2 separate regions of the Homo sapiens genome follow, and region 1 is linked to region 2. Evidence: chromatin contacts called from ENCODE Hi-C data. All regions are on one chromosome and are shown on one strand. Each heading gives the region's core, a stretch centred on a gene start or an enhancer-like site at or near the end of the contact. The rest is flanking DNA. Distances are from core to core; before and after follow the strand shown. Region 1 holds the start of FOSL2 (FOS like 2, AP-1 transcription factor subunit). Region 2 holds the start of NCOA1 (nuclear receptor coactivator 1).

Region 1 (4,128 bases), core at 1,401-3,900, 3.9 Mb before region 2:
TCAAAGCCCTAGTGACACAGATTATTCAGTTGGGGCACTGATGTCCGGTCTGACTTCCCTCCAGGCCCCAGGGTCTATGCTAAACCAGGCAGTGAGATTGTAATACTCCAATGATCACTGCTAAAGACACATTAGGGAAAAGAACAGAGAAGAAATCAAAAGATCCCTTCCTGATTTCAGGGAGGAGGAGACAGACAGGCGTTTGGGGTTTGTCGAACGGGAGACGGAGGGAGTGGGTACAGACTTCAACCTATTCCCTCATTATGTTTACATTCAACACAAACCACTAGCGGGGCTGGGAAGCAAACATAATCAACAACTTTTCGGATTTTAAACTCATCACCTTGGTGCTCATTACGAAGGGTGCATTGACTGCACCCTCAATGAACAGACTAGGCTGTCTCTACTGTGGGTGCTTATAGGAGCACCATGGGAGGCAGAGGGAAGACAGAAAAGCCATTTTGGGGACTCACCAGGTATAGGGAATCACTTTGGAACAAGGGACCCCCCCATCAGATCCAAAAGAGAGCCACGTTCCAAAATTCTTTCCAGCTGAGTCCACCCCTCCCTGGAAGCCCACCCTAGCCCCTTCTAGAGGCCAAGGCCACCGCCTTATGGAGCATGAGCATCCCTTGCTGCAGCCAACTATGCTAGACTCCACAGATGCTGACCACGGTGGGCTTCATGTTGTATTGGGCCTGCGTTAACCCAGCTCTCTCTCGAGACAGAGCGGGTGGGGGAGCTGCAGCAGAGGGCAGACACGCCATCAGCACCCCCCCGCCAACAGCACCTTCCTGGTATTTATAAACACAGAGATCACACGCACAATCCCTCCAGTGCAAACCAGTCCGGCTGCTTTAGAAACAAGTTGTTTTCTGCTTCCAGAACCACCCAGGAGCCTGCGTGATGTCTCTTCCCCCACCCGACCCCCTCTTCCCTCTGCCGGTCTCCTTGCTCCAGGTACCCCCAGACCCTCAAGGTGCTCCTTCGTTCCTGGGGGGCAGTGCAGCCTCCTGTCCGTGATCCTTACAGAAGACGGGTCGGCGGGGGGGCAGGCAGGCAGGCAGGGGGCACACAGGCGGCATGAGCCAACCAAGGCTGGCTTCTTCCTTCCTGACCTTCGCACCTGATTCCCAGAGCGGCAGCCCTCGCCCTCGCTCCAGATTACTTGAAGGAGTCCAACCATGTTTCTGGGTCCCCAACCCCTTTCAGAAAGGAGTTATGACTGATGGAGAACGGGGAGGAGAGAGAGAGGGCTTTCCTGAAGGAATAGGGTCCCAGGATGTCGAGAGGTGCCAGTGGGTGCAAAGATTTTCTTGTCTGTCCACCACCCAGAGAGAAGACGCGGGGCAGGGGTGGGGGGGGGGGGGCAGACACTGGGGAGGGGGAGTAGTTCTTGGAAGGAGGTAACAGGCTCCTGGTAGGGGGCCTACAATTCCAGGAGTCTATCTGGGTAAAATATAACGTGAGAGGAAAAGGGCATGTTGTCTCTTCAAGCCCACTCTCCAATCCCCTAGTTTAAAAGGGGGTGGGGGGGAAGGGGAGGACGAAAATCCAGAACTTACAACGGTGGCCCGTAGGTATTTTCTCGCCAAGAAAAAGAAAAGAAAGCAAAAGAGGCAGTGGCGGCGAGAAGAGGGCAGGGGTCCGCCCGCGCCGCCAGGTGCACCGGGGCCCGCACCTACCTGCTGGCCGCCGCCGCCGCTGGAGTAGGACTCGGCGTGCGCAGGAGAGCCGCTGCTGCCCCGGGACGAGGTGTCAAAGTTCCCGGGATAATCCTGGTACATGATCCGCGGTGGGGGCCGGAGAGGAAACAGGGTGTTTTTCTTCCCCCGCCCTCGCCGCGGCCGCGCACCGGCTGCTGCGCGCTCGTTCGTCCGCCGGCCGCGCCGCGGGCTCTGGGCTTCGCTCCTGGGTTTCTCCCCCACCGCGGAGGGCGAGGACAGGGAGGCGGCGACACCTCAGGAACAGCGTCCCCCGAGCGTCCCTTACAGCACTTCTTTCCGGCTCTGCGAGCGCCGCGGGACCAGTTGTCCACCCGATCCCTCCCTCTAAAAAGTCGGCGCGTCTCTCGGTCCCTCCCCTGCGCGCGCCCTCCCGCCCCCGCGCGCAGCCGGAGCTCAGCGGGGACCCACGGCCCAATCAAAAATTGGAAATTAAAAAAAAGATTAGGAGCCCAGCGAGCCTGGCCTGCCAGCCCTGGGGACCCCCGATTTCAGACAGGGCCAAAAAGGCGGAAAGAAAAGCTGTCCGCTGGGAGAAACTTCTGTTTCTTCCTTTTAGAAAAGGAGCCGGAGAATAAACTTCCCGTGGCCGACTCGCCGCCCGAGTTTCGGGGCGGCTCGGATACTTGACTAGGAGAAGGCGGCGTGCGCCCGTCCCGCGGCCCCGAGCGCGCCAGGGGGACAGCGGCTCGTGGGGCTCAAGTAGAGCTGGCGCTGAGAGGGACGCGGCCCCGCTCCCCGCTCCGGCGCCCAGACCCGCACCCCTTCCCCGGAGCCCGCTCCCGGACGGGCCCGCCTCGCCCGGCCGCGCCTCTCCCTCTCTCTCTCTCTCTCTCTCCCTCTTTCTGTCCCCGCCGAGCGCCGCTCGTTCGCTCGCTCGCTGGTTCGCTCGGAGCCCTAGCGCTCTGCCCGAGATGAGTCACTACAATGGCACGAGTTCAACTCACACTCTTTATTCTCCAGCCCTGTACCATGTGGATTCACTCACGTCAACCCCAGACTCCACCTTGCAGGGAGGAGCGCACGAGGAGGCGGGGGGAGGAGGCCGCGGAGGAGGAAGAGGCGCGGGAGGGGAGGAGGCGGGCGCAGCTCTCCCCTCCCAGCCCCGGCTCCCGGCCGCGCTGACGCCAACCGCGCACCCCGCGCGAGGAAGCCAGGCGGTGGCACGGGCGGGAGCGGGCGCCACGCACGGTTCGGAGGCGCCGAGGCAGCCCCGGCCCTCCCCAGTCCCCCGCTCACCCCCCGGGCCCAGCGCCCTTGGTCTGTTCCATTGGCGCACGTTGCCAAAGATGGTCATTTGCGTTAGAGGACGCGAGTGCGGGTTTCCTCGCTTTCGGGTGACGTGGAGGGAGAGGGATTCCCTCGCCCGCTCCCGAGTGCGCTGCGGCCTCTCCCCCGCCCTGGGAAGGGGCTCGGGGCGGGGCCCCGAGAGCGGCCGCGCGGGTCTCGCCTCCGGATTTTAGAAAATAATCACAGCCCTGACGGCGAGACGGGCGGTTCGGTGCGGCGCCACCGGGAGGCCGGGAGCCGGGCGCGCAGAGCCGCTCGCAGGGAGGGCGCGGCTGCGCGCGGTCGTAGGCGCCCTCCGCGGCGCCGCCGAGTGCAGCGGGCGCCCCGGGCGCGCAGGGTGCCCGCGCCGCCCTGCGGCCGGGTGTTGGCGGGGCACGGCGCCGGGCGGGGCTGGCCTGCCTATTTTTCCCTCCGTGGCGGTCTGCCTACCGGTTCCCTTTTTGTTTTTTGTTTTTCATGTTTTCGGTCCTACAGTTAATTCGTTAGGAGTAGCCTTGAAGATGAAATTAACCAGTCAAGACATTCCGGCCGCCCTATACGCCGGGCAATTAGGACGCATCTAATAAGAGTAATCGGGCGTTTATAAGCAAACTCCAGACTGTTACGAATTAAAAAAAAAAAAAAAAAGCCAGCGAGAGGGTGTGCCCCAACGTTGTCGTCTTCAGCTGTTTTGGAGCGAAGTTCAGGGCGCGGGTTGCCGGACATTTGGGTCCTCCTCCCTCGCTGGGCGGGGCTGGGAGGGGCGCGGCGCAGGGTACAGAGCACAGACCTTAGAGCAGGAACGCCCGGCTACGCTATTTACGAGCTGTGAGATCTTGGACGAATTCCTTAACCTCTCTGGGCCTCAGTTTCCTCCTATAAAGTGAAGGAGTTTGGAGACATGACCTTAGGCCCTTCTCTGCTCTGGAGCTCCAATCCTTCCGCTGAGATGATGGTGTGTGTGAATGGAGAAGTACTGTAGCGGAAGTCAGGGAACTTAGGTTTTGGTCCAGGGTCTGTGTTAGCCTCAGTTTACCCAATTCTTAAGTAGCGCCAGCCATCTGTACCCCACAGGGTCCTTATGAGGACCCAATGTTAAGAGGTGTTGAGAGTCCATTGCTGACAACTCGCTGTG
Region 2 (3,916 bases), core at 669-3,168:
ATGCCTATTTGTTAAGCTGAATCAAACCCCACTGCTACCTTTAACCCAAAACTATTTCTAGTTGAAGATCCAAGAGACCTAAGCAAATACTTTCTTTTCACATTATTCTCAACATGAAGAAATCCGACCCCCTTCCTACAACATCATAGGAGGCCCCTCTGGCCAACTTTCGTTGTTATTGTTGTTGTTTTGTTTGCTTTTTTTTTGAGACTAGCCTCCAACCAATTCCAGAAGAGGAGACAAACCTCAAACAAATTTAACCCTTGAGATCCATCCCTCAACTGTATCATATAATCTACGCTTCACGGCAGTAATGTTTTAAGCAGACACTTGATTTCTTAATCACTGAAATGTAAGCACCAGCCCTCACAAATCATCGCCACAGAGATTCCTCTTGGCATCCACAGAGGGTGCTGGGACTGCAATTCACTCAAGAACCCTTTACTCACCAACATCACACTCGACATTAAAAACTCACCGTCTCCGAAGAAAAAATGTCACCTTCTGCACAAGGACACCTGCCTGTTCAACACCTCTACAAGAAACGAGGAGGGCCAAGCATGAGAGGCTAACAGATCCTCCAGCTTAAAGTTTTCCTCCCCATGAAACTCTCCGGACACAACACCGTGGCCTGTCCTTGTCACACACACACAGGCTGTATTGTCAACCCCTCCGTCTCCCTCTAACGTCGTCAGACTGGGCAGTGTCTACCCATGGGGGTAACTGCTTTTAAATAAAATAAAAAAGCAGCCACCACAGCTGGGTAGTAAGGACTGGAGACCCTGGGTGTCCGATTTTTTCAGGTCTTTTACAAGGGACTAGAGAGCGGCCCGAATTCTGTCACTGCCCACTAACCAACCCCACCTCCCAATCGCCTCGTCAACATGTTTGCTTCCCTTCCTCGGCCCTTTCGGCTGAATCCCAGGAAGGGGACCAAACCCGGGCCGCGACAGGAACATGTCCAGTATCCATCCCATGTCTACCTCCGAAACCCCTTCTCGGGAGAAGGGGCGAGCAAGCGCGCCGGGGTCAAACCCAAGCGCCGTCGAGGGCTGCGCCGACGGAGAGGGACGCCGCGGTCGCCCCCATTTCGCGGTCCCGGCAGGCGAGATTCCGAGAGGTGAGCGGGCCGGCCAAGGTCACGGCGTCGTCGGGGCCGAGGGGCGCCCGCGCCGACTTCCGGCTCCCCCTCTCGGCGGCGGCCCGGGGCGCCCGCTCCCCACGCCGGGCAGGCGGCCGCGCAGCTCGCACCCCCTCCGCGGATGCTCGCCCTCTCCGCGCTAACTAGGGCAACTGGAAAAGAGGCGGAGAGAAGTCGCTGCTGCAGCGATTTCCCCCGGCGGGGAGCAGCCCCCAGCTGGTGCCCGTGACAGCTGCGACCTCCGCCCCCTCCAGCCGCGCCGGGCCGCGAGGGGAACTCGGGGAAGTGGGAGGAGGATGGAGCGGGAGAAAGGAGAGCAGGGGGCGGAGGGGCGCCAGCTGCTCCCCGCCCCCTAGGGCCTCCGCGGCCGCGCGGCTCGTGACAGCTGCACCCACCGGGAGGCTCCGCACCCGCAGCCCGCCACTCACCTGCCGCCGCCGCCTCTGGGCCCCGCTCACCGGCGCCGCACTCGTCCGCGACCGTGGCGGCGGCGCCGCCCCGGCCTCCGCCGCTCCTCGGGCCCGGCGCCGCGGCTCTCCGGCCCCCTCCTCCGGAGCAGGGGTCCCCCCGCAGGGGGATGCAGAGGGAACCTGACGCAGGCTCCGCTCGAGGGAGCAGCAGCGAACAGGCGGCGGAGGCCCTCAAGGCCGCGAGGCAGCCGTCGGAGGACAGAGCTCAGCAAATCGCGTCAGACTCCCGCTCGCCCGGCCTGAAGAACAGGCATTTCAGCCGCTCTCCGCGGCCGCCATGTTCTCCTCCTCGGCCGCCACCGCCGCCGCCGCCACCGCCCCCCGCTCGCGGCACCGCCCCCTTCGCGCCCCGCCCCGCCCCGCCCGTTCCCGGCCGCCCGCCTGCCCGCCCGCCGCACTTCCCCTGCCGGCTCCGGCCGCCCGGGCCGCCGCGACCCGGTGCCCGCGAGCTCCGACAGTGCGCCCGGGACAGCGCGCCCCCAGCCCGCCGGGCCTGCCGGGCCCGCCGAGCGAGGAACCGCCCCGCGCCCTCTGCCGGCCCGCCCCAGCCGGCGTCCTAACGAAGTGTGGGAAAGGAGGCCCGAACTCTTCCCCGCCCGTCTCAACTCCTCCCCGCCCCTCTCCTGCCCTCCCCTCGGGGCGTTCCTCCCACTGCTGCCGGGAAGCGGCCTCGAACACCAGGGCGCTCGCAGCTAGGCCGCCGGGCCTGCCGCCTCCCGCTGTTCTTTATCTTTCTGGGAAGGTGTCGGAGCGGCGAGAGGCCCTGCGGACGGGGCGGAGTCGGCTCCGGGCCTGTCCCTCCACTCGGGCGTTCTGTTACTTTGAGCGAGACATATCCCGCGGGCCTCGTTTTTTATTCTGTAAAATTGGGAGGTGGTTGCCTAGATGATTTCACAGGCTATTAGACAAGAGAAAAGGAAGATCGTCTGCCCCCTTCGTTTTACAGATGAAAAGATCTGCCTGACCCGTTCTGGCTCTGCAATTCCATGAATTATCTAAAATGTCTGTCATTCACAGATCTTTCCCCTCAAGGGGCCCACACCTTTCTTCTTATCTCCCTTTTCTTTTTTTTTTTTTTTTAACTTCTCTAATAGAAGTGCTACTTCCAAAAGTAGAGTGTTCTTGTCACCAGAGGAATCGAACAGCGGCTGAACAGCCTCTCTGAGCTGCGATGGCCTTATCTGGACCGCATCCCGCATTCCAAAGGCTGGCAATGCAATATATACCTATGTCTCTCCCTGGGTTGTCCTAAGCATGAATGAGTCACTCGCCGTGGAAGTGCCTTGTAAAGCATACATCTGTCCATTCCTTTCTTTTATTCTTACCCCATTTCGCACTCTTACCCTTCCTCAATCCTGTCCTGCTGCTGCTGTCTCCCGGCGTTTCCTGCTGTTTCGCTTCCTGTGTGTTCTCCCCTAAATCAATCTCTGTAAATCCTTAAGCCCTTCCCACCCTTCTCCCAACTGGGGAACCTGACAGCCTTGAAAACACCAATCTCCGTGGCAGCTCTCTGAGTCGACGGGCAGCTTCTTTCACAGGCAGGTACTACTGTATGCTTTCACCATCCTCTTCCTATCCTTGTCACGCTCATAAAGTAATCGCTAGACCACACCCCCACATGCATTCATATATTCATTCATTTATATATTCATTCCCCTGATTCTTATCGGAGACCTACTACTGGGGCCCTAGGTGCATCTCCTGAGCTCTGGCTTAGCAGTACCTCTAGCCACCCGCAGAGTCCCTATCCCCAATAATAGCTGAAAATACCCGGGCACTCATGAGTTTCGTCCCCTAATGTAGGGCCTACTTCCCAATCTAGTCCAATGCAGACTGTGTGAAAGTGCCTTGTTCTAGCCTCTGGTGCCAACAAATGAGCCACTTGTGCAAGGTACTCCTGTCTCCACTAGACTCTAGTAAGTGCTGAAGGCCAAATCTAGTGGCCACTTCAGTCCTACTGTCGTGTGGCCTTTCTACAGCACGTGATACTGCTAACTCCTCCTTTTTGAAACTCTCCTCCCTTGTCTTCAATATGAGTCTCTCTACCTGATTTCTGAACTTGCCTTCGTTTGCACTTTTCTTGGGCTGCTCCTTTTTTACGGGGCCATAAAAAATGTTGGTATCCTCAAGGTTTTATTTTTTTCCTTCCTTTCCTCTGGCTTCGGTTGACTGTTTATTTCCACAGCTTCAACTGTTAACAAAACAACTCCTGAATTTCCTTCTTCCAATCTCCCACTCTGCAGCCCGGGGTCGTAATTAACTTTAAAATATCCTCAAGACACACAGTGCTAAGATTTTGTTGAAT

What was found. A loop is a pair of places that touch in the nucleus more often than their neighbours do. Pooled maps may share reads with other maps.
Region 1: a loop to region 2 is called in a map of CD8-positive, alpha-beta T cell, with 17 times the contacts of the local background. The contact joins the promoter of FOSL2 here to the promoter of NCOA1 in region 2. A Hi-C loop is called at or near these places in 2 of 168 maps with a recorded cell type or tissue (CD8-positive, alpha-beta T cell and gastrocnemius medialis) and 5 of 50 pooled maps.

Annotation. Positions count from the first base shown.
Region 1 is chr2:28,391,380-28,395,507 of GRCh38, reverse strand. FOSL2 (FOS like 2, AP-1 transcription factor subunit) reads right to left here and starts at 2,650. Exons shown (of 4, transcript NM_005253.4): 1 at 1,686-2,650. The coding sequence starts at 1,787. FOSL2-AS1 (FOSL2 antisense RNA 1) reads left to right here and starts at 836. Exons shown (of 2, transcript NR_103831.1): 1 at 836-960. RefSeq lists enhancers at 532-1,032, 1,033-1,533, 1,689-2,620 and silencers at 1,651-1,827, 2,314-3,433.
Region 2 is chr2:24,489,256-24,493,171 of GRCh38, reverse strand. It overlaps NCOA1 (nuclear receptor coactivator 1), which reads right to left and starts at 1,918. Exons shown (of 23, transcript NM_003743.5): 1 at 1,570-1,918. RefSeq lists silencers at 1,146-1,635, 1,790-1,948, 1,926-2,265.